Regions from separate parts of the Homo sapiens genome. Here all the other regions are linked to region 3. The links are chromatin loops, found by intact Hi-C in ENCODE. Cell type or tissue: heart right ventricle. All regions are shown on one strand.

Region 1 (5,000 bases), 430 kb before region 3:
ATTAGCTGCTTCAACCTTTCCCTCTTTAGGTGATTTATGTTTTGTAACTTTGGGGTGAATTATCTAATATTGAAAAACTTACTTATTTGCAGAGTTGGGTTAAGAAGTAATTATTTGCCCCAAAGTTGCCTAGATTTCTGTTAGGAACTCACATCTGAGCTCCCTACATCGAGTGGGATTTTGAGATCAGAAGTCTCTCTCCATAACTGTTGCCAGGGAAAGAAGTCAATTCAGCAGGTGGCTTAGTCAGTTCAGGCTGCTATAACAAAATATCTTGGATTGGGTAGTTTATAAGCAACAGAAATTGATCGCTCACAGTTTTGGAGGCTGGGAAGTTCAAGATCAAGGCAACAGCAGATCTGGTGTCTGGTGAGGGCCCGTTTCTCACAGATTGTCCCTTCTATGTGCCCTCACATGACAGAAGGGACAAACAGGTTCCCTCCAGCCTGTTTTATAAGGACACTAATCCCATTCGTGAAGATTCCACTTTCATGATCTAATCAGCCCCGAAAGTCTCACTTCTTAATACCCACGTGTTGGGAATTAGATTTCAACATATGAATTTTGGAGGGGAACAACCTGATCACAGCAGAAGGCTTGGTGCCTTTTTTTCCCCAAGAACAGGATGGCGAGGGTTATTTTTACAGCCTCTCACAACTGGGCACATATGATCCAAATTCAGAGCATTACTGTAGCATTCCAGTTTTCCACTTGCGCTCCTTATGTCTTCCTGTTCATCTTCTGGTTTTATTGATTCGTGGACAGTGAGTGCTCTGGCCATTTCTATTGGTGTGGACTTGCCCTGGAAAGGGACTCCCACCCTCTGGAAGAGGCCTCAGCATGATTAAACTCTGGAGAAGTGGGTCGTGTTTTGGAAAGCATGTTAGCTATGCTTATTTATATGCCACATCATATATGGGCTAAAACCAGCACATGTGGTCTTTGTTTCATTGCTTCCTATTGAACGTGGATTCGATCCAGCGTGCTGGAGAGGAATGATGATTTTGGAGAAATGGATGCAGTGAGCAACACTGGCCCACAGGCTGCAAAGTGCTAAGGTTGAGAGTGCGTTTAGAAGTGCGTATGTAAAATAATTCAAACTGCAGTATCCCGGCGAGGTGCTTCGGCTCTTTATGCATTGTTATATTAATAGCTTATGTCCCCACGGATAGTTCAAGCCTTCCAATTCAATCGACAACTGTAAATTACAATAAAAATGGCATCAAATCAGTGAGTGGCCCAGTGCCAAGTGACAGTGCCATTTTTGCAATGGGGCACATCTATTCTGAGCATGAAAGTGATGGCTAGCAGGAAGCACCCAGGCAGTCCCATGCAGAATCTTTTAAAACTTGAACTCGTTCCTGGGGAGAGAAACATTTACTCTGAAGAGCTGGTGGGGAGAAGTGTCATGAGCTGAATGGCCAGTGGTCTCCTGAGTGAAAAAAATAAATCTTAGAGTTTTATTTCGGCCTCATTTAGTTATTAAAATCATTGGTTTCTTTGTCTTGGTTTCCCCTTAACTATCACAGCGTTAAAACTCACCCTTCAGAGTCAATTCACATCAATAAGAGACTCAAAATCTTCAGTTCCTTCATGTTCATACACACACATGCACATGTGTACACACACACAGATATACATCCATGCATATGGATGTATGGATCTCTTGGTTCCCCCCCACACTCTTGGTTGACACACACCCACATACATACACATGGGCACACACAAGCATACACATTCATACACAGGCATAGATATACATACATGCACATATGTCCACACATGCACACTTGGCATGCATACACACACATGGGCCAATGGCAGTAGCCACTGCAAATCTTCAGTGCATCTTTCTGGGGGGCTGCAGAGGTATTAATTACACCTCTAACCTGAGCAATCTACTTCTCCAGCTCTTGCAAAGAACCTGGACAGAACAGAGTCACCAAAGATCACTCTTGCCAACTGCATGCCCAATAGAGAGAGGCAAGGTGGTTTCTGAAGCAGACAGGATTTTTCCAGCAGGGCCACATGGAGCCATGCAGGGCTCACTGAATCAGTACCATGCCCACCTCTCTCTTGCAGTTTTCTGTTTGGGTGTTGGAGGAACAGCATGGGTGACCCTGGGTAGAAGCTGCTCTGCGTTTGAAAGGAGACTACAGCCTTTGCATTCACAGTGAGAGGAGACTGGCCCACACCAGGGTTGGGAAGCAGGATAGCAGGATAGCGGCACATCATTACATTTCCATTCTAATTACCACTTGCTTCAGTTCTGTGATCGTCCCCCAGGGGGTCTCGTTAACACGGTTTTGATGCCTTCCATGTTGACTGGGGCTCCTGCACAGGCCTCATCATTCCACGCACCCTTTCTCTATACCAAGCCCTTAACATCTGCCCAGGATGGGCAACGCGCCATGTCGTCTGGCATTTGGGTTCAACCGAAGGGGAATCAAAGGGAACAGTCCTTGGTTCTTTTGAACCAGACTGTCAGATCAGAAGCCCAGAGCTGTCAGAAGTTGCTCACCTGAGCTGCTCCTTCCAGAAGCTTCCCCCGGGCAGGGGCTTTGTTAATGTGTTCTGCTCTGATGGGTCGAATTTCATTGTCCTTGCCACGGCCTTTTCGGCAAAAGCCTCCATCCTCCTGCTCCATTATCATTTGACAAGGCAAGTCACTGGTGAAAGCTGTTGTCTTTTAAAAAAGCATCTTCTTCCCAGCTATGGTTTCTTTCCCAGATAAATTCACTAGGTGGCAGTGAACAGTGAGGGAAAGAGGGCTGCTTTTGAAAAGAAATTCAAAGGCAAGCAGAATTAAACATTCTAGGATATCTAATTGTGGGTCGTAAACTTCCTTCTAAGAGTCATGGGCTGTGACATTTGTAACTAATAAGAGACAAACTGCAGCTTTAAGCAGGATATCTAGTCTCTATTAAATGATGAAATGCCATCTGCTCTTAGCACTCTGCTGATAATTTTATTCATAATATGGTTGAAATCAAAGACATTTGTTTATTGTCCATAAACATATTTTCTTTGCAGAAAATAGTGCATACAAGCAGGTCCCACTCATCCCGTCAAAGCCTTTATTATGTATGAGTGGGTGTGAGCATTGTGAGTGTGTGTTTTCTTTAGATGGCAAGTGAACCTCATGATTATGTCAAGGATTTAAGTGTCATTATTCTTTGATTAATTTCTCCATATAACCACCATCTCCCTTTCTCAACCAGGAAGAACCCTTTTTCTTCCTTTTAAACTCAATGTTTTCCTAGCAGGTAAAGCCTAGGATCCTATATTACTTCTGCTTTGGGAAGACTCTAAAATTTCGAATTTATTAAAAGACACTAAAATCTTAGTGCACACACTTCCAATTAGTTTATTTATGTGCTGCCTGGTTTTTAACCTAAATGCACTTTGTTCAGAGGGGAAGAAAACAATCATAAATAAACTGAAAAGTCAGTTTCCAGAAACTGCTGAGCCGTGCAGGCAGCCTGCAAATACCCACCTTGCTGGGATCAGGAAGGCAGGCACAGTCATTCCACGGCCTCTGTACCTCCCCTCTCTCATGTGATCCCCGTCCGTGCCCCCTACCCTGGCCTTGGCCTTGGATCCTTAGCAGAAGTGATGCAGGGAGCTCTAGTTCCAGCTGAATGCTCTTGGGCACAGCAGCATCACTGGGCCAATCATATTGACTTTACACTTCAGTCCTCATGACTGGACTGCTCCGCATTCCTGGCTGTTTCTCTATACCTAGGTCTCTGCTGTCCCCTAGGCCTGAGTCCCATTCTGGAGAGCAGTTGACCTCATCTAGTCCTATCTTGCTGTGGCCAGAGTCTCCAAGGCCTAAAGTCCCACCTTTATATCCCAGCCTGGTCCCGAGACCCACCTATTTGATGACAGACTCCCTCCTCGAGTGCCAGCCACATGCCTGTGAATTGCTGAGTATCACCATCTCCAGGGCCCCAATAGTGTCCTCCACTAAGTGGGTCACCACGATGTATCCCTTCGATGAGGATCACCCCTGCAAACTCCAGCTTTCTCTGATGTCTATACTCAATGAACACTGATGGAAGGTTACTATGTGCTAGACTCCGAGCTGGGCACTGAAGACACAGTGGAAGTAAGACACAGTCCCTGACATCAGAGGGATTACAGCTACCTCCAGTTTCTCATTTTGCCCTTGTGTGTTCTCCCAAGGCCAGCAACAGAGTCCATTCCCAGCCCTGCCTCACTGGGCTCCCAGTCGGCCCAGTCCTGTTGCAACCAACTGTCCTGGCTATGCCTGGCTGTGCCTGAAGACACCAGAGTGTGCAGCTCAATTTGGAGTGAAATGCTTTCAATCACTGTCCATAGGCAGGTTGATGCTGCCTTTATTCAATAGGAGAATAGAACCCGAGTGCTGAGTATTTACCCGGTCACTGTCTGTTGGGTTCTACGTGGTCAGGTGCCCCTAGTAGCCGGTTCAGTATGGGAGCAGACCTAAGAAACCTGCCTGACTCGGAGTGTGAAGCTTGGGACCACTCAAGCCCCACCTGGTTAACTTGCTGTAAGAGAGATTTGAGTCGGGGTAGAAAATGACCTTGCCTTAGCTTCAATCATGTCATCCAGAGCTGTGAGGTGGGGTTCAGGGGAATAGAAACTGTCCCTTGCTAAGAAGACACAATCATCTGAGGCCAAGTTTCTATATGTAGTGGACAGTTGTATTTTCCAGAATGGCTGTGCTTGTAATAATATGTTCATTTCCTTGAAAGGAGTAACCTAAGTTGTTAAGAACATGGGTGATTCCAGTTGGAGACTTAAAGATACATTTAATAAATCACATCATATACTAACTGAAAAGTAAATAAGTGCCAAGCTTCTATTGGTTTCCTCATTTCCCTGAGGCAGACAGGGAAAAATACCCAAGTAAGAAAACTAAGAATGGGCCAGGCACGGTGGCTCACGCCTGTAATCCCAGCACTTTGGGAGGCCAAGGTGGGCGGATCATGAGGTCAAGAGATCGAGACCAT
Region 2 (5,000 bases), 120 kb before region 3:
GACAGCCCCTTGTCCTGTATCCAATTGCTCCATAAGCTTGTAGTGTCTCCTTTTGTGGGATGACCCAAAATGCCTACACCCCTTTACAGCACACACCTCCTCCCGGGGAAGATGGACTTGCGGAATATCACTGAGGTTAGGAACTGCGACTAAAAGAACATTTTTTTTTTTTTTGAGACACAGTCTCACTCTGTTGCCCAGGCTGGAGTACAATGGCACAATCTCAGCTCACTGCAGCCTCCGCCTCCCAGGTTCAAGCGATTCTCCCGCCTCAGCCTCCCGAGTAACTGGGATTACAGGTGTGCACCACCACGCTTGGCTAGTTTTTGTATTTTTAATAGAGATGGGGTTTTGCCATGTTGCCCAGGCTGGTCTCAAACTCCTGACCTCAAGTTGATCCATCCACCTTGGCCTCCCAAAGTGTTGGGATTACAGGTGTGAGCCACCTTGCCCGGCCCTAAAAGAACATTTTAAAAAAGAAACACCCACTCCACTGGCTACCCCCGGCATGCACATAACGAATGCAATGAATGTCTCATGAATGCAATCTCCGTCACACCCCCTTAGGGCTGCTCATTAACAGTAATAGACAAGAACGGTTCATTCCTACAAAGTTCACATGATGTGTAGGCTTGTTGCTGAGTGCTTTATGTGAATTGTTTAACTGAGTCTTCACAACGCCTTTTGAGATAGACACTGCTTTTTTTTTTTTGAGAGTGAATTTTGCATAAGTTTATTGATGGTAATTAATTTGGAGGCCAAAATGCATTCTACCTTGAAATAAATCAAATAATACTAAACCTAGGATTTCCCCTTACTCTAAAAATGTAATTAACAAGAAGCGGAAGAGTTTGAGGTATACACCAGCTGACTAATGTAGGGCCACAGAAAGCAAATTAACAGATGTTTTTCTGAATTCACAGCTTAAGTTCTACCTCTTACCTGGGTAAAATGTCAGGGACTCGTCTGAAGTCCTGAAGTGTGAGGATTAGTTAGAATAAAAGTTCTACTAAGGAATTTAAGGGTAGTGCATTCAGTCAGGGCAAATTCCAGATGGACAAACCAGAGAACTTTCAAGTGAAGATTTGATGGGTTTAGCCATTCCTGTGATCTCAGTAAGGAATTTTCTCTTGGTTGTCAGAACATTGATGGAAGATTAAATAAGTCTTTTTTTTTTTTTTCTTGGAGATGGAGTCTCACTCTGTAGCCCAGGCTGTAGTGTAATGGCATAATCTCGGCTCACTGCAACCTCTGCCTCCTGGGTTCAAGCGATTCTCTGCCTCGGCCTCCTGAGCAGGTGGAATTATAGGCACCAGCCATCACACCTGGCTAATTTTTGTATTTTTAGTAGAGATGGGGTTTCACCGTGTTAGTCAGGCCGGTCTCGAACGCCTGACCTCATGATCCACCCACCTTGGCCTCCCAAAGGGCTGAGATTACAGGCATGAGCCACCACACCCAGCCAATTCTTTTTTTAAATAAATAAATAAATAAATGTAAAGCCCAGAGTGTCCTGAATTTTCTAAAAAGTGTTTTATTATTATTATACTTTAAGTTCTGGGATACACATGCAGAATGTGCAGGTTTGTTACATAGGTATACATGTGCCATGATGGTTTGCTGCACCCATCAACCCAAGAGATAGATGCAGCCTTTTATCCCTGTTTTCCCAGTGAATGAAGATGAGATCACATGCCTAATGAATGGCCAGGCTATGGTGCACCCTGGAGGGAGGCTCTCCTCGTGCGCTTGTCTGTGAGGTGTTCGATGGATGGATTCAAAGGAGTCTAGGGAGATACCGCTGCCTGGATTTTAAAATGTAATTAAACTCAGGCCCTAGGGATTGCAAAAACCCATTAAACCTTAACACACACACAAACACACACACACACACACACACACGTTGGAATGGTAGTATCAGCCATCACTTTCCTTCTGTAACTACCTCAACACATTCACTGCACAGAATAGTTCCACCAATTACAAATGTTCAGAATAACGGAGGGCCTGGTAATGATCAAATTCAGTTCTGTGAAAAGACCTCATTTTGGGACAGTTGCTGAGCCAGGACTTAAACTGGGCTCAAACCCAGCACACTAAGAGGACAGCATTTTGGGGTTTTGCCGAATGGAGGGAAAAGATACCATAATGCAGTTCCAGGTACTTTTAGATTCTTTCCTCTAAGACCCCACTTTCTCATTATAAAGTGGAAATAATAATACTGAACTTACATACAGATTGTAAGAGTATCAGGTTTTTTTTTTAAATAAATGTGAAAGCGCTTTGAAACCAAGTTCAGAAATGAAAGGTGAGCAGTCTCCACCAGGTGGCAGCCTTGGGCAGCGAAGTAAATGCATGGCAAGGCTGAATCCGCGAAATCACTCTCCAGCAGGGCAAGTAAAAAATTGTCCCCGGCCCACGCCTGTAATCCCAGCACTTTGGGAGGCAGAGGCGGGTGGATCAAGAGGTCAGGAGTTCGAGACCAGCCTGACCAACATGGTGAGATGCCATCTCTACTAAAAATACAAAAGTTAGCCGGGCGTGGTGGCAGGCGCCTGTAATCCCAGCTACTCGGGAGGCTCACTCAGGAGAATTGCTTGAGCGAACCCGGGAGGCTGAGGTTGCAGTAAGCCGAGATCGCACCATTGCACTCCAGCCTGGGTGCCAGAGCGAGACTCCGTCTCAAAAAAAAAAAAAAAAAAAAAAAAATTGACCCAAAGCCTACTTGGGCAGACGCTTGGGGAAAGGGAGAGGAGTTGCGTTCAGTACTGTCTTGTCCCAAATGCTGAGCTGGCACTGAAGGCCTCTGAACATCATGCACGCCTAGGACTTTGCGATTCAGGGAAAATTAAAAAGAATAAATGTCAGAACTAAATACTACAGATGCCCTGAGTGGAGGTGATGACACCTTTGCAGCCAGCCACATTTAGGTTCAAGGTCCCGACAGCATCAGCCCACATGCTGAATGTCACTCCAGAACCCAGCCCTCTCTTCTCAAAATCTTTCCTTGGGCTTGGGCACATAAATGACCACAAATGACCAAGGGACAGCATCTTTCAAGTTGATATAGGAGACCAAGTCGCATCCCAAGGCCCCCTGTCTCCCTCCTGTGATCAAGAATAATATTTTCATTTGTACAAATTGCCATTTAAATTTTTTATATATACTATGATATTTGAGCCTCAGCATCTCTGCGTGAGATGGAGCGAGAATCGCTGGCTTTCCAGAGGAGGAAGTAGGTACAGAGAGGCTAAGTGACTCAGAGACAAAGGACTGGGGGATGGCTGGATAGCCTGTGTAACCTGTGTCAGTGTAAAGATCATGAAAGGCACTGCTGAGTGGTTGACAGTTCAGCTTTTGCTGCCGGGCAGACCCAGGTTCTTTTCCCAGGCATGCCCCTTGGTAAAAGGGATAAATGTGGGCACCTCCTGTAACGTCTCCAAGCTTCCCTTTCCTCTCTAATTGAGCAAGGATGTTATAAGGCTCTAACCACAACCTTCTTGGGAAGATTCAGTGAGATAAAGCATGCAAAGTTCTTAGTCCCATGCCAGGCATGTGATTAGCTCGTTGGATTTAGACCCGAGTTTTTTTCTCTTGGCTGTGATTCTCTTTGTGCCACCCACACAGCCCCCTGGTGCTTTGGGGACCTTGAAGAGCCCAGAGGGTAGTGTTAGACCCAGATAACCCATCCCGATGCTGATACCCGGATGCCTGGGTTTACCCAGCGTAGGTTTAGTATCTGCTCCCTCCCTGTCTCTTGGGGAACGGTTCCTACTGTATGTTAAAATCTAAGTTGTCAAGGTAAAATAAGCCGCTTATTTCTGCTTTTTCAAAGTTCAATTTCATTCACTTTTTAAAGTATTAATATTTGTTTCTATCAAAGTAATAGATGACATCATTTAAAAGTCAAATGGTTCCACAAGGCTGATTATGACAAACAGCTTCCTCCCTGCAACTCCTGCCACTTGCAACAGTTTTAGCTGTTTCTTCTAGTATTTGCCTCCATATAGATAAATAATTGACACAGGGCATTATTCCTTGATTGATTCACTTTTAGGTTGTTGAATTCCTGTTAAAAATGGATGAAGACGGCCAGGCACAGTGGTTCACACCTATAATACCAGCACTTTGGGAGGCTGAGGTGGGAGGATCACTTGATCTTAGGAGCTTGAGACCAGCCTGGGCAACCTAGTGAGATCCCATCTCTACAAAAAACACAAAAATTAGTCGGGTGTGGTGGCACATGCCTGCAGTCCCAGCTTCTCTGGAGGCTGAGGTGGGAGGATTGCCTGAGCCCCAAAGGCGGAGGTTGCAGTGAGTCCAAGAGTCCAGATCACACTACTGCACTCCAGCCCGGTGGACAGAGCGAGACTTTGTCACAAAGAAAAAAAAAATAAGGATGTAGATTTAGATTATAACCACCCACATTTTATTTCCTTTTCCATTTTCTTAGTATGGTGATAGCATAATTCTGGCTTAAAGCCGTAGTCATAAGCATGACATTATCGTGACTAATCCAAGTAGTATCCTGTGGTTGCAGCTCGTTTTTTAGACAACCCATTGTTTTACCCAAAGGGAATACTTGCCTTGCTTTCACTTATTTAGTTACTACATACCCTTCACTTTTCTCCCAAAAGTTCCTACAGATTCTCAGATGTCTACCAATATTAATTTCCAGCTACGTCGGGTAGTTCTCGTTCCTCTTTGGTTTGATTTTGGTTGCTGTGGCAGCTGCTACTGCTGTTGTTTTTCCAGGACCTCCCTCTTAGACTCCTCCAACCTCCTGCTCCAGCCTGGACTTGGTCTCATGCAGAGTCTCAACCCGGGATGCCGCATCCCCATCAGGGTCTTTCCTTCTCCCTCGTTCTGTATTGGGTCCTCTCTTTCCCGGATCCGGAGTCTTCCTGTTTTTTGTTTTACACCATTGTTTCGCTGGAGAACATCCTGCAATCAATCCAGAGAAAGCGCATATGGGAAGTAAAATGTTTGGATACTGGCAT
Region 3 (5,000 bases):
GGTTTGCCATGTTGCTCCTGGGTTCAAGCGACCCACCCACCTCGGCCTCCCAAAGTGCTGGGAGGATTACAGGCAGGAGCCACCATACCTGGCCCAAAACCACGTTTAGCTAGACAGAGAATCTACACACTAGGCATAGCTTCCTTTTGAGTATTCATGGTATCTAAAAGAAAAGGGTAGAAATTGATTTAGATCACAAATCAAAGATTGAAACCCACTAGGAGAGTGTAAGGATCGTGAGAAGAAATGGAACACACCCTCTGTTGCTTCCCAAGACAGTAGTGAAAGTAAGAGGGGAGATATCCCAGTAGATACACACTCAGGCTGGAAAACTGTCTTATTATTTCCCACTGAACTCTTAAAACCTGGCAGTTAGGATATTTTCTTGGGAAATTCTTAAAAAAACAGAACTGATCCCTCCCCCAACCCCCATCACCACCATACGTCGGGGAAGAAAGAATTCCAAACCCAGAACCATGTGAGAATACTCCTGTGGATGTTTAACCATCGTACTGGGAGGCGGGTACATTAATTATATGGAAATATATTAAGTGGCAGTTAATTTTTTTGCCCTGTATGGAAACCTCAGGCAGGCAGTGATAAGTGGCTGTTCAGATGGAAAGCATGAAAGGTCCACACTAGTCATAGTAATAATGATAATTGCAATAATAATAATGATTGCTCTTGATGTGAGGAAAGTCTGGCGGATTATTTACCCAGTCACCTTGGCTGTGCTATTAGAAATCAGATTGGAATATATTTGTCTGCTTCATTACAAGCCGGGGACGCCATTGGGCTACAAGGAAATGGGGGGCTTGAGCATCAGAGATCCCAGCCCTGCGGTTGGCCTCTGAGTATCCCAGTCTCCCCTGGAAAGGGAAGAAAAATTGAGAGATTCCTTGGTAGTAGAGGGGTGCCTGGAGCAATAGGTAATGTCACGGGGTAATTTTGAGATATCATTCCGTGATTCCAGCTTCTTCCCCGTGTTCCAGATGCAGACCCCTGGACTTCCTCACAGGTGTCGGCACATCCTTTTGCCACAGTCCCACTGCAGGGTCTCTTTCTGGGGACTCTTCCTTTACTGATTTGAGGGCAAAGGAGGAGTGGGTGCATAGTGGGTGTCCACGGCTGGGGGACTGAGAATTAGGCTGTGAAACAAGTCGCTGGAAATGGATTTAGGGGCAAGTGAATGGTAGTTGGTTGGTTGTAAGGTTTGCTTCTGTGCTTTTTTCCCCTCCACCTCCCATGTCTGCCTTCCCTGTGAAGCCTGAATCGTTCCCTCCTCTCTCTTCTCAATGCTGACCTGCCCTAGCCTGAAGTCCTCATTCATCCCCCTCTCTAGTCTCTCTCCCTTCCTTTCTAGTTTTAGAACACTGCCAGGTGAATAGTTCTAAAACAGGATTTTTCACTCCGACGCATCCGTGCTTAAGACATCGCAAAGTTTTCCTGTGGCTTTTCAAAATCTCAACTCGGAATTCCAGGCCCCCATCAGTCGGGCTCTTGGCTCACATGGTGCACACAGAAGGCGGCTGTGCTGGCCAGAGCTCTGCCCTTACTCCCCCTGCCCCTCCTCACCAGCCCCTGCCTGGCCAGATGTGCCTGCAGCTGGTACCCTGCCCTCAGGGCCTCCACACTTTGGTTCAAGCCCTTCCTTCCTCCTCCTCTTTGCCTGCCCACTGCTCAAGCCCCTTCAAGACCAGCCTCTCCCACAGCACCTCCTAGACTCACTGAATTTGCTTTTTCTGAAAGTCCTCTAGCGCACTGACGTGTTAGATCATTTCTTTCCTGGAGGCAGGGAATCATTTATTAATACATAATCTTTGTAGCTCATCTCCTTAAAAAAGTTAAGGCAGTTTCAAAATTAAAATATAGAGGAAGAGATTAAAAGAGAATAAACACAGCTCTGGGGGAAAAAAGCAGAGTAGACACCCGATCCACCCAGCAGGTATTTACAATGGACATATAGACCCTCATTCATTTTTTCTTCTCCAACCAATGGTTATCAAGCACCTACTATGTGTCGGCTGAGGATCTAGCAGCAGATGAAACAGACAAAACTCTCCCAGAACTCAGACCCTCCCACAGTGAATCAGATGCTTAGCATCTGTTGAAAGACAACTTAGCACTACAGCAGTAACTACATTTTGCTGTTTAGTGTGAAGCAGTCATTTGTTGGTGGTATTTAATGACGTTCAGACTTCACTCCATTCGTGTCTAATCAAAAGTGACGCATCTCTTCCCATGCAATCCCGCCTGCAGTGGAGGTTTGGCTTGCCCTGGTTTGGTTTGACTCGTCTTGACTTGTCTTGGCAACTGGGGAAGAGTTTCAGGGTTTCTCATCACAGGGGTGAAGGTGTGGGTTTGGCTGTGTGGCTCCAAGGTGCGGGTGGAGGGGTGTAGGGGTTCTGTCTCAGCCTGTGGGAAGGATGACCGGGGCTCAGTTCCTCTCTTCCTGTCTTTGTGCAGAAGACTCTCAGGTTACCAGCACAATATCCCCCCTACATTCTCCTCACAAGGGACTCCCTCCTCGGCCACCGTCGCACAACAGGCCTCCTCCTCCCCAGTCCCTGGAGGGACTCCGACAGATGCACTATCACCGCAACGACTATGACAAGTCACCCATCAAGCCCAAAATGTGGAGTGAGTCCTCTTTAGATGAACCCTATGAGAAGGTCAAGAAGCGCTCCTCTCACAGCCATTCCAGGTGAGCTGCATCGTGAATGAGGCCAAATGAGGCCTCCCTCTATGCTCTGGAAGAATCAAAGGGCCGTCCCAAGTAGCATCCACGGTGACAAAATCCACATCAACCTAGTTCCTCCCCGTGGGGTTTGCCTTTCACGGGGCCGTGCTCACAGCGCCCTCTGCTGCCGACACTGTTGAGGTACATTTTTGTGACTCAGAGAAATTGGGGCTTTGGCCCACAATCAACGTGATGGCAGATGGTTTGAATGCTGTTAAATTCCAGAGGAATTAATTAGGAAATCTCAGGCAGCGCTATTCTGAAATAGCAAGTGAAAGTCCACTCGGAGCAAATGCAGAGTGGTTCAGAACTCTACCCCCTCATCCAGCAGAATTCTCCAGCCAAGCAGCTGTAATCCAAGCTGTGTATTATCAGCTCATTACCGGGCTGACTTTGTAGGGAGGTTTTTTTTGGGGGGGAAGGCATTTTCGGTCTGCTTCTCTGTTTTTCCCATTTCCTTTAATCACCCTACCAAGCTCCAAGGGGGGTGCCAGGACAGGTAAATATTTGTTTCTTGGAAAACAAAAACTGTAAGGGCAGGACCGTCACACTGCCTGACACAGAGAAGGCTGACCAGGGTTTTCCTCTCATATTGCCTAGGTTGGGAGGGGGGAGGGCATACCCCCTGCTGGGGAAAGGCTGAGAACCACAGTAGAGGTCTGACCAAGCGAGGTGGGAGTCACGGGCGAGCTTTCCCCACATGCTGGGATCATTGTCCTGAACTAGCCAGCCCCCCAGGAAAGGTGCTGTCTGTCTGGCGGTGACCACGTGGCATCCTTGGCTTTGCAGCAGCCACAAGCGCTTCCCCAGCACAGGAAGCTGTGCGGAAGCCGGCGGAGGAAGCAACTCCTTGCAGAACAGCCCCATCCGCGGCCTCCCGCACTGGAACTCCCAGTCCAGCATGCCGTCCACGCCAGACCTGCGGGTCCGGAGTCCCCACTACGTCCATTCCACGAGGTGAGTCTGCCTGGCCTTCCTGCTCAGACCAAGCCTTCCTTTTTAAAATTGGGCATTGTCAGCCCCAAGCTGGCCCAAATAATGGATGAGCTACAGTCAGACCTGAACCTGGGAGGATAAATGAAGCGGAATAAAAAACCAAGCTGGCAGCAGTCAACCCCCGTTAGCCAAGAGACCCATGCACAGGGCACTTGGAGTCAGCCAAAGAATCCCCGGGCTTCTGGAGACAGGGAGCATGGAAAGTTTCCTAAGCAAAGCAGAGGCCACAGAGGCTGGCTGGGTTAGCATGGGAAGAGGTCTTCTATCTTTCTACTGAGGCCTAAATTTATACTGGACTTCCTTTAGTGCCTCAAAATGTAAATTCATAAAGAGCAAAAGAGCCAGGCAAAAATGAGGCTTCAGTGAATCACACCTTCTGTTTCTTTTTTTTTTTTTTTTTTTGAGATGGAGTCTTGCTCTGTCACCCAGGCTGGAGTACAGTGGCGCGATCTTGGCTCGCTGCAACCTCTGCCTCCCGTGTTCAAGCGATTCTCCTGCCTCAGCCTCCCAAGTAGGTGGGATTACAGGCACCTACCACCACGCCTGGCTAATTTTTGTATTTTTTAGTAGAGACGGGGTTTCACCATGTTGGCCAGGCTGGTCTGGAACTCCTGACCTCAGGTGATCCACCCACCTTGGCCTCCCAAAGTGCTGGGATTAGAGACGTGAGCCACCGCTCCTAGCCACACCTTCTTTTTCTAAAAAGAAGCAAACCAGATCACGGAGGGCCACGTGATGGGGGCTTTCATCCCCCTTCTGAGTGGCAGTCGGAAGTGGGACTCGCCTCTTCCTGTGCTTGGCCCGTGGGGCCGCTGTGAAGTTCACATGCAGTCCCAGCATCGGGCAACATCATCTGCCATGTGATACTGTTTTGCACTTCCCTAAGCCCTGAGTGGACTCAAACGAGCAGAATGAATTATAAAGTAATGGTATGGTGAGTATTTGCATCATTCATTGTTTAATTATCTCATTTGCCACCAACCTTCTATTTCCCAGTTTTCACAGGAAAGGGGAGTCTATTTATATGGATCATGTAATAGTATTTGGTTAAACAATATGAAGGGCCTCTGTAGGACTGCTTTTATCTGATCTGTAAATAGGGACATTTCATCTGGTTTGTGTTTTCTTTTTTTTTTTTTTTTTTTTTTTTTAAGAGAGACAGGGTCTTGCCCTGTTGCCCAGGCTGGAGTGCAGTGGTTTGATCATAGCTTACTGCATCCTCAAGTGATCCTCCCTCTTCAACCTCCTGACTAGCTGGGACCCC
Region 4 (5,000 bases), 58 kb before region 3:
ACACACAAATGACGCCCCTGACTTCTGTATCTGCAGTCATCCTTTTCCCTCACATAGCTGCCCAGCTTTGCCCCTGGTTTCTTTCTGATATTGACTCGATGTCACTTCACCAACACCTTCCCTGGCTACCTTGTTAACAGTGGCAAACCCTGTCCTATCCTTCCCTGGTTCCCATTTGTGCTTCAAACCTGTTATCTTCTAACTTACTGTATGTACCACGTAGTTTTCTTATTTATTTCTTATTTATTTGCCCACCTCTCCCTTCATAAGAATGTGCAGGATACACTGCTGTATCCTCAGTGCCTGACACAGTGCCAGGTCCATGGTAGCTACTCAACACGTGGTTGTTGAATGGATAAAAGTTGCCGGAGCAGAATATCTAATCATTTTTGCGACCCACTGCTAATTTCACAGACTCCTCCTTATGTCTGTGGATAGTGGCCTCATTGATTGATGCTTTAAGAACATAACTGGGGCCAGGTGCAGTAGCTCATGCCTGTAATCCCAACACTTTGGGAGGCTGAGGTGGGCGGATCGCCTGAAGTCAGGAGTTTGAGACCAGTCTGGCCAACATAGTGAAACCCCGTCTCTACTAAAAATACAAAAATTAGCTGGGCGTGCTGGCGCGCACCTGTAGTCTGAGCTACTCAGGAGGCTGAGGCAGGAGAATTGCTTAAACCCAGGAGGCGGAGGTTGCAGTGAGCCAAGATCACCCCACTGCACCACAGCCTGGGCGACACAGCAAGACTCTGTCTCAAAAAAGAATATAACTCATCCAAGGAAGGGTTGCAGAGAGCTCCACGTAGAGAGCAAGATAGTTGGGAGGAGAATGGAGGAGAGGGACTGGCTTTTTACAGCTTAGGTTTGCTGATGAAAAAATGAAAAGCATAAAAATTGCTCCCATCTGGGCTCTCCTTTGATTTTATTTTTGTCCATAGCACCAAAAGAACACAGAGTAATGAGGATATCTTGAGTGAATTGCTGGAGTACTGCAGACCCTTGAATAATTCTGGTTAATCTAGACTTCTTTGCTTTCTTCTAAGGATCTGTTCAGTTGGGAAACCCTGCTTGTCGACTTCTGGTAACCTCTTTGTCTTGGCCAGTTTTAACAGCTTGTTTCTGCTGAACCAGCCAATACTTAGGAAGCTGTGTAAGGCTTTTTTTCCCCCTCCTTCTTCTTAATGAGTTTGATTCAGAGGGGAAGCCCAGGCTGAACTGACCTTCCGGAAAATGTAAACCTGTTTAACACCAAACCTTACACAGCCAGAACATGCTGTGCCCAACTCTGCCTGCCCGCCTTGGGCTGTGAATCGGCACCTGCAAGTAGGGCTCAAGGGTGTTACAGTCGGGGTCCTACCTGCCTGGGGTCATTCTTGACCACCTCAAGCAGACAGAGGCAATTTCTAGGCAACATGATTTGTAAAGATCTGACCTCTAGGTTGGGAGTAGGCTTCCAGTTTGAGACCATGAGCTGCTGGAATCGTAGACTTCCCCAGTTCACCTTGGAAGAGTAGAGTTCAGTTCTAACAGAGCTGCCAGAAAGAAGGGCTACGGCTCCTCGGCTGTGGCTCTTACCATTGTCCCTCCTTGAGCTGACTCTAACTGCCATTTCCCTATTATCGCATCCCTTGCAGCTTAGAAATGTATTTTTAACAATATATCTGGGTTCAGCCACTGGAGGTTCCTCACATGGTGGAAATAGCATGGAGTCGAGCAGACAGAGGAGGGCTCAAGTGTCACCTCCCACCATGTGGCGTCTGTGTGACCTTGAGAAAGTGACTTAACCTCTCTGAACTTCAGTTGTCATAATAGCTAATATCTCAAAAAGCTCTTCATTCATTCATTCACTCACTCAACAGACAACTATTGAGTGTCTAATATGCCCCCAGGTACATGCTAGGTGCCAGGAAAACATACTCAAGGAAATTTGAGTCTGGTTGAGGAAGACATTAGAGCATAAAAGCCATTACGGCACCACATGATCATTGCTTTGGCAGAGGTATGTGTATGAATATCTGGGAGAACTGGCCCAGACCAGGGCTGGGAATTTTGGGAGGCTTGGGATAGCCCTGGTGAAAAGAAAGTTGTTTAAGGCAGGCTGCAGAGTAGACACCTCAGCTTCCTCCTCTGCTTCCGCCCCTCCTCTTCCCCACAATTCAGTTTCCCCAAGTCAATCTGCACACTGCAGAAGTCCTCTGGGGGAAAGAGCAGAGCTCTAAATAGGACCAGCCCTCCTGGAAAGACAGAAAGTCTAGATCTGAAGTCCTCACTTCTTTCTGGAAGGAAACCTCGCAGAGCAGATACCAAATTGCTCCCGCAAGAGGATCCGTAGAGAGAAAGGCCCCAGCTGCAGAGACCGTGGCCCAGCCGCAGCCCCCTGCATGTCTCGGGTCAAGCGGAGAAGTCAGGCCCTCCAAGTGGAAAGTCCAGGCTGGAGCGGGGCAGGCCCACCGCCTCCTATCTCTGCTGGCTGCCGCCACAATTGCAGAGCAGCTGGCGAGACCGCAAGCGTTCCTTCTCCCAGCAGCAGCCTGACTTGAAAAGCAAACCACAAACCCCTGGCCTGATGCCTGCTCACCCGCCTCACTCCCTGGCACCTTCCAACCAGGGGAGCCTGGAGCTCACGCGTGAAGTTGCAGCAGCAAGCAATCTGCCTCGCTTCTGGTGCCCACCGAAACCAAGGTCTGCCAGACAGCAGCGCTGGGACCTCTCCCCTCCCCAGCAGGATGGGCCGGCTCTGGAAGCACGAGGTGTTCCAAAGTGCAAACAAGCTGCTGTTAAATAATTATTCCCAAACGCCAAAGCCCTTGCTGGTTTGCTTGCTTGCTTTTTTCTTTTTTTGCCTCGCACAGATATCGCTAGGGCAGAGTATTGACATTTCGTTTTCTTTTTGTTATGGGTGATAAAGCACGGTGTTTCTTGTGAGTGTATGCCTGTATTTCCCTGCAGAGCTGGTTGCCAGTCCATTTTCTTCTATCCCATCCCCATCTTCCGTACAGTCCGATGACCTCCACAGAGGAGATCGGGATGTCTCTATGATGCCACGTCTCTGGATAGAGCTGGAGCAGGCATAAGAGAAATGCCAACTGCCAACCCCCCCCGCCACCCCTGGAAAAAAAAAAAAAAAAAACAAGAACAACAGGTTTCTCCCTAAAGCCTGTCCTCCAAAGTAGTCAAACCCTGATTAAAAAAAAAAAAAAAAAAAATTTAGCCGGGTGCGTTGGCTCATGCCTGTAATTCTAGCACTTTAGGAAGCTGAGGCAGGCAGATCACTTGAAGTCAGGAGTTCGAGACCAGCCTGGTCAACATGGCGAAACCCCATCTCTACTAAAAATACAAAAATTAGCCAGGCATGGTGGCATATATCTGTAATCTCAGCTATTCGGGAGGCTGAGGCAGGAGAATCGCTTGAACCCGGGAAGTAGAGGTTGCTCTGAACCGAGATTATGCCCCTGCACTCCAGCCTGGGCAACAGAGCAAGACTCCATCTCAAAAATTAAAAAATTTTAAGAAAAATAACTTTACACCAATCTGGAAAGAGATGCCTTGGCCAAAGCAGGTGAAATGGCCTACCATCATTTTCTCCCCAGATGTACCAAGTATTTCTCAGATTGATTAATTCCCCTTTGAAGCATCCCACTGAGGTCTGTCATAGCAGGTAGAATTAGCCTTGGCTTTTTTTCAAGGAAAGACTGGAGCACAGAGAGGTTAAGCCACACATCACTGGGTCACAGTGCTCATTGCTAGAAAAACCAAAGCTAGACCCAGATATTCCAAATCACTGGACAGCTTCAGCCATTCAACCCACTGACCCCAGCCAGTCCCTTGGGGCACTCTGAGGAGGGAAGGAATTACATCAGGGGGCAGAGGATAGGAAAGGAAAAACAATTCCAGCTTCTCTTGAAAGTATTTACATTCATCAAAGCTTTATGGTGAAGTCTTTCTGCAAGAAAAGCCAAAATACACACAAGAAAATAATACAGAGAGAGGCCTCTAGGGAGAAAATTACAAGGAAATCAAGTCCAATGGAGAAAAACAAAATGGCCTGCGTCTCAATGGGCTTGTCAAGTACTTGTTAACCTCTTTCTCCCTTTTCCCCTAGTAATGACTCTTAAGCCAAAGGAAGCTAAGAGGTTTTTGATGGGTTAAAAAGAGGCCATCCATTAAGGGGTCAAGGCCCGGTGCTCTGGGTATCTGTCACTGAATGAACCAAATCAATTTAGAGCTCGCGTTGTCTGACAATGAGGAAGACGCAATTGGCCGGAAGAACATCTTGATTCCATTAGGCCTGGCTGCAGAGAAGAATTAGCCATTGTCTCCTGTGCTGGGTGTGTGGCCATCTCTGAAGAAGATAGATGCCTCTTTCAGTGCAAGTGATGGAGGACATCCTCAGACCCATTTAGGAAGCCAGTGATCTGCCGTCATTGTTTGGGTATTTGGGAGGGCCTGATATGTTCCCATTATAGCCCACTCTGTTCTGTGTAAGACTGAGTCATCTTACAATGGGATACTTTTTTCGCAGGGTGAATGTTTTGAGATTAGAAGTCATAACAGGAAAATGGTCAAAACTGACTCTGGTCAAGATTGCAGTGGACGGAGGAATTGGCCAATAAGACTAGGAATAAACAACCCCAAAGAGAATACAGCAAACTCCAGCACAAACGAATGAATGGGGACCCTGGGTCCAACTTCTCCTTGCATTGTAAACAATCCAATTTCACAGAAAACAGTTTTTGCAATGCTCATGACACCATATGAGTTGTCTTTCAAAAAAACATTACACAAACCTGTACTTTGTGCTGATATGTGTTCAAAGTATTCATAACTTTTATGTTTTACTTGAACAATAATATTGGTATGTAATTGACGGAGGGGAATGTGTACAATCATAGCATTTCTTTTTTTTTTTTTTTTTTTGAGGGGGGAGTCTCACTCTGTCACCCAGGCCAGAGGGCAGTGACACGTCTCTGCTCACTGCAACCTCCGCCTCCCGAATTCAA
Region 5 (5,000 bases), 300 kb before region 3:
CTCAGCTGTCATGACACAACCTGGCCATTGTCTAAAACACCCTCCTCTAAAAGGTCTTTGAAGAATAATGAACCTGTCACCTGATGATTACAAATCTAAAAAAAAAAATCACTCACAGCTTTTTTTTTTTTTTTTTTTTTTTTTTTTATGAAACAGTCTTGCTCTGTCACCCGGAGGGGAGTGCAGTGGCACAATCTCAGCTCACTGCAACCTCTGCCTCCCGGGTTCAAACAATTCTTCTCTCTCAGCCTCCCAAGTAGCTGGGGCCAAAGGCACGCGCCACCACGCCTGGCTAATTTTTATATTTTTAGTAGAGATAGGGTTTCACCATATTGGTCAGGCTGGTCTCAAACTCCTGACCTCATGATCTGCCTGCCTTGGCCTCCCAAAGTGCTGAGATTACAAGGTGTGACCCTCCGCACCTAGCCCACTCACAGCTTTTGAATATGGATAGACATTCTCTGATGATCATTGTTGCAGGGAGAGGGGACTTTTACTGAGAAGGGATTCTCATACTTGCAAGTGCCCATTGCTGAGAATCCCAGCCAAGGCTGTCCAATAAAATTCCCATATTTAAGCCATTTCATAGAATAAAATACTCAGAGTGCTGGGGAAAATTGTTAACTTAGTCCAATGTAATCCCTTCTCTTCCATCAAGACTACATCTCAACCATCCAAAGAAACTAGATTGGTTATAATTGTCTAGACTGGTTATAATTGTAAAAAGCAGAATAGCCTGGGCACGGTGGCTCGTGCCTGTAATCCCAGCACTTTGGGAGGCCGAGGCAGGTGGATCACCTGAGGTCAGGAATTCGAGACCAGCCTGACCAACATGGAGAAACCCTATCTCTACTAAAAATATAAAATTAGCCAGGCGTGGGGGTGCATGCCTGTAATCCCAGCTCCTCGGGAGGCTGAGGCAGGAGAATCGCTTAAACCTGGGAGGCGGAGGTTGCCGTGAGCCGAGATCATGCCATTGCACTCCAGCCTGGGCAAGAAGAGCGGGGAAAAAAAAAAAGAAAGAAAGAAAGACACTGGTCGGGTGCGGTGGCTCACGCCTGTAATCCCAGCAGTTTGGGAGGCCGAGGCGGGCGGATCACAAGGTCAAGAGATCAAGACCATCCTGGCTAACACGGTGAAACCCCGTCTCTACTAAAAATACAAAAAATTAGCCAGGCATGGTGGCGGGCACCTGTGGTCCCAGCTACTCAGGAGGCTGAGGCAGGAGAATGGCGTGAACCCGGGAGGCGGAGCTTGCAGTGAGCCGAGATCGCGCCACTGCACTCCAGCCTGGGCGACGAGCGAGACTCCGTCTCCAAAAAAAAAAAAAAAAAAAACAATGGTCATGGCTGTTGTTCACGCGACTGTTTTACATTCCAATCACGCAATCTTTAATGAGTTAGAAGCCAGTTGGTGTGCTGATAACGAGAAAGAAACACAAAAGGATAGGAGACAGTCTTTGCTGCACCTTTCAGAATAGCTAGGTAAATCACTCGCCTAAGTAGGAAAGAGATAACTAGCAATGTACTGCAGTAGCGTATGGGGCCAGGTGAGAAATCCCGACAAGAAATACCACTGGATTTCAGAGGAAGAAGCAAGCTGTGCCGAGAGCAGGATCTAGGGAGGAAGTTGAAGAACAGGCAGGGTTTACATAGGCTCTTAGAGAGGGGAGGGTTTTCAAAAAAAGAAAAAAGGCAAGCAAAGGGAAAGGTGTGGGGAAAGAGCGGTGGGTTCCTAGTCGCCGTATGTAATCAACTTTGTAAGTGGCTTACAGTACAGAGAGAAAGAAAAGGAGTGAGTGAGCGAGTTTTAGGGGCCAGAAAGATACAAGGACACAATAAAGAATAAATGGAATGGAAAACTGAAAATGCAAAAAGGGCTAGCCATTTGTTCAACCCAATGAATTCACATTGCTCGCAGAAATAACACCAAAGATTCCCAGTTGCCAGCTAGATTCTAAATCTTGAGACACTGTGCTTTCTCTAGCGAAGGAGGATTTTTACTCTTCCTCCTTTTTCTCTGGACTCTGTTTATGATAAAGTGCTAATCAAAAAGGAGGGGTATGGCTGAGCGTGGTGGCTCACGTCTATAATCCCAGCACTTTGGGAGGCTGAGGCGGGTGGATCACCTAAGGTCAGAAGTTTGAGACCAGCCTGGTCAACATGGTGAAACCCTGTCTCTACTAAAAATACAAAAAATTAGCCGGGCATGGTGGTGCATGCCTGTAGTCCCAGCTAGACGGGAGGCTGAGGCAAGAGACTTGTTTGAACCCGGGAGGCAGAGATTGCAGTAAGCCCAGATTGCACCACTGCACTCCAGTCTGGGCAGCAAGAGCGAAACTCTGTCTCACAAAAAACAAAAAGGAAGGGTTAGATGCAGAAACATAAACACTGGCACACTGTAACCTCCCTAAGGTCTCTGCCTGTTTGTTGAAAGTTTCAGCTTCAAGGCCGGCTTTGCCTTTCCACACATAGCTCTGCGGAGTCGGAGCCATCCACTAGAAGGCGGGCTGATCTTGTTCTTCATAAACTGTTTGGGTTTCCCCGTGGTTCAGAGCCACTGACGCCTTTCACGACTTTCTAAGCCAATTATTTAGCAAGAATGTTCTGGACAAGCAGACACCCAGTTCTCAGGCCTTGAGAAAGTGCCCAGTGTGGGGGCTGGAGGGAGGATCAGAACAAATGTGGAACTTATTGTGAATCTCAGTTTTCAAAAATGCTCAACGTCTACACTTTCCCCCTTCCCAGGATTTTGCTAAGGGCCAACACCAGGGAGTAGCCCATTTGTTTTGTTTTGTCATCCAACCTCTTGCTGTTTTATGAAATCTTAATGCTGCTGGAAAATTCAAGTCGATTCATTTGAATCTTAGTACTCACTGCTTAATTGTCTAGTAAACTAACAGTTTTCTCTGCCGCTCAGAAAAATACACAGCCATACATCCACAATTATTTTCTTTTCCCTTTGCTAGAAATTTTAGATTAGCATCATGGCGTACACAAGATGAGCCTTGGTGACTTCAGTGTCAGACTGACACAGGTCCATACTCCAACTCCACCATTTACCCGTGCATGGACTTGGCAAGCAACTTTGTTGTCCTGAGCCTCAGTTTTGTCTTCTGTTAAACGGGGTCAAAATCAGTTTCTTCTAGAGATAAAGAACCTACATAAGGCTGGACATAGTGGCTCATGCCTGTAATCCCAGCACTTTGGGAGGCCAAGGCAGGCTGATCACTTGAGGTCAGGAGTTCAAGACCAGCCTGGCCCACATGGCGAAACCCCATCTCTACTAAAAGTACAAAATTAGCCGGGTGTGGTGGCTCATGCCTGCAGTCCCAGCTACCCAGGAGGCGGAGGCACGAGAATCACTTCAACCTGGGAGGCAGAGTTTGCAGTGAGCCAAGAGTGTGCCACTGCACTCCAGCCTGGGTGACAGAGTGAGACTCTGTCTAAAAAAACAAAAGAAAAAAAGAAAAAAAAGAATTCTACCTAAATCACTTAGCACACTGTATAGCACAAACAAGGTGCTCCGTAAATGGTAGTATTTCATTATTAGTATTTTACTCAGTATTGAAGTACTCCTGGGAATCTGCCTTTCTAGGAAGATCCCTTTGCAACAACTGTAGAGATGAATTTGAAAGGGTGTAAAATAAAAGCCACCTGGGTGTTTTTCACATGCATAACCGATTTCAAGCCAAGAATGGGAGAAACTGGAAAATACCGGAATATTCCTCATACATACTGCTTTATGTATTCTAATAATGTCTTTCCCTTTCTCTCAGCATTGACTACTCACAGCCCCACCTTCCTTTTCATTGTGCTTTTCTGGAAGGCTGGTTATCTCCACATATGGAACACAGTTTCTCTTTAGGGCCTTTAATACGCTAGAAATTCCAAAACAAAGTAGACCCCGGCAGGGCACTGGCTCCACGTTGGCAAATAAGCTTGCCATCAGGCGCCACTTCTGGTATTACAATGTGTTTTTCATTAAGGAGGGAACTGTAGCCCCAGACTTCAAGGGTTGGTTTCTAGCCATATGCAAAGGCCTGAGGACTAGTACTGCAGCTCATCTGCAGAAAAGAAATGCCCAGGGCCAGAGGGAATCTCCTCCACCCTGCTGTATTGGTAGTCCATGTAGCCACCAGATACTTCAGTGACTTGGATTAGGAGTACGATGGATCACCCATCATCAAATGGCATTTAAGAGCAGAATTAGGCCAAGCATAGTGGCTAACACCTGTAATCCCAACACTTTGGAAGGCTGAGGCAGGGAGAACACTTTAGGTCAGGAGTTCGAGACCAGCCTGGCCAACATGGCGAAACCCCGTCTCCACTAAAAATACAAAAATTAGCTGGACGTGGTGGTGAGCGCCTGTAGTCCCAGCTACTCTGGAGGCTGAGGTGCAAGAATCGCTTGAACCCGGAAGGCAGAGGCTACAGTGAGCTGAGATTGAGCCACTGCACTCCAGCCTGGGTGACAGAGTGATACTCCGTCTCAAAAAAAAAAAAAGCAGAATTATTAACATGGGGTTGGAAGAGTTGGAAGACTACCTTACCATAGACAATTGAATATGAGGTATGCTTTGTTAGTAGTCTGTGACATTTGAAAAACTGGCCCTAAGAAAGAAAATTGTGTCCATGGCTAAAAGAATTGAAGTGAATGGCTTTTATTAGAAGAAAATCCATATTGCTTTTAAAGATAATGTGCCGATAATTTCTAGCCCACTTACAATCTAATGCATCGCAAGTTAAAAGTGTAACATGAGAGAGGGGTTTGAGAGAAGACCCTGCACCAAACACCAGCACTCTGAAAGGGTTTGGTACGGGGTTTTGAACCCAAGCCAGTGGATCTGAGATGAACTGCAGGTGCTGCCTTGGCAGGGCTGTGATGATGACCCCAATAACTCACACAGGCTGCCAGCCACAGAGCATAGGGCACTGCTGCCATGCATGGATGGTGACACCAGGGTCTGCAGGGCCCTGATGGTGCTGGAAGGGGAATTT

The links. Hi-C counts contacts between places; a loop is a spot of excess contacts. Peaks named below come from ENCODE experiments on the same cell type or tissue, not always from the same donor. Only the 100,000 strongest peaks of a DNase experiment are listed, where the experiment ranks them.
Region 1: a loop joins it to region 3, with 2.4 times the contacts of the local background. A loop is called at or near these places in 19 of 110 quality-filtered maps.
Region 2: a loop joins it to region 3, with 8 times the contacts of the local background. A loop is called at or near these places in 107 of 110 quality-filtered maps.
Region 4: a loop joins it to region 3, with 2.0 times the contacts of the local background. A loop is called at or near these places in 27 of 110 quality-filtered maps.
Region 5: it touches region 3 in a loop (2.1-fold over the local background); 3 of 110 quality-filtered maps call a loop at or near these places.

What each region holds. Positions count from the first base shown.
Region 1 is chr10:14,091,647-14,096,646 of GRCh38, reverse strand. All of the region lies in intron 2 of FRMD4A (FERM domain containing 4A), which reads left to right. Among named protein-coding and RNA genes, the nearest start is that of FRMD4A-AS3, 20 kb to the right of the region's middle. RefSeq lists an enhancer at 2,016-2,706. In heart right ventricle, a CTCF peak has its summit at 2,724 (motif pointing right); a DNase peak (open chromatin) is centred at 2,368.
Region 2 is chr10:13,775,501-13,780,500 of GRCh38, reverse strand. All of the region lies in intron 6 of FRMD4A (FERM domain containing 4A), which reads left to right. Among named protein-coding and RNA genes, the nearest start is that of PRPF18, 190 kb to the right of the region's middle. In heart right ventricle, CTCF peaks have their summits at 2,127 and 2,330 (motif pointing right); a DNase peak (open chromatin) is centred at 2,360; H3K27ac peaks cover 33 bases.
Region 3 is chr10:13,658,020-13,663,019 of GRCh38, reverse strand. It overlaps FRMD4A (FERM domain containing 4A), which reads left to right. Exons shown (of 25, transcript NM_018027.5): 20 at 2,467-2,704; 21 at 3,530-3,697. Among named protein-coding and RNA genes, the nearest start is that of PRPF18, 74 kb to the right of the region's middle. RefSeq lists enhancers at 2,313-2,372, 2,703-2,752. In heart right ventricle, a CTCF peak has its summit at 2,862 (motif pointing left); DNase peaks (open chromatin) are centred at 2,869 and 3,569; H3K4me3 peaks cover 533 bases; H3K27ac peaks cover 3,271 bases.
Region 4 is chr10:13,715,823-13,720,822 of GRCh38, reverse strand. All of the region lies in intron 12 of FRMD4A (FERM domain containing 4A), which reads left to right. All of the region lies in intron 2 of LOC105376426 (a long non-coding RNA gene), which reads right to left. Among named protein-coding and RNA genes, the nearest start is that of PRPF18, 130 kb to the right of the region's middle. RefSeq lists a silencer at 2,099-2,158 and an enhancer at 2,379-2,428. In heart right ventricle, no CTCF peak of the experiment used is centred here; a DNase peak (open chromatin) is centred at 2,532; H3K4me3 peaks cover 1,043 bases; H3K27ac peaks cover 4,428 bases.
Region 5 is chr10:13,954,619-13,959,618 of GRCh38, reverse strand. All of the region lies in intron 2 of FRMD4A (FERM domain containing 4A), which reads left to right. Among named protein-coding and RNA genes, the nearest start is that of FRMD4A-AS2, 34 kb to the left of the region's middle. In heart right ventricle, a CTCF peak has its summit at 2,497 (motif pointing right); a DNase peak (open chromatin) is centred at 2,558; H3K27ac peaks cover 1,141 bases.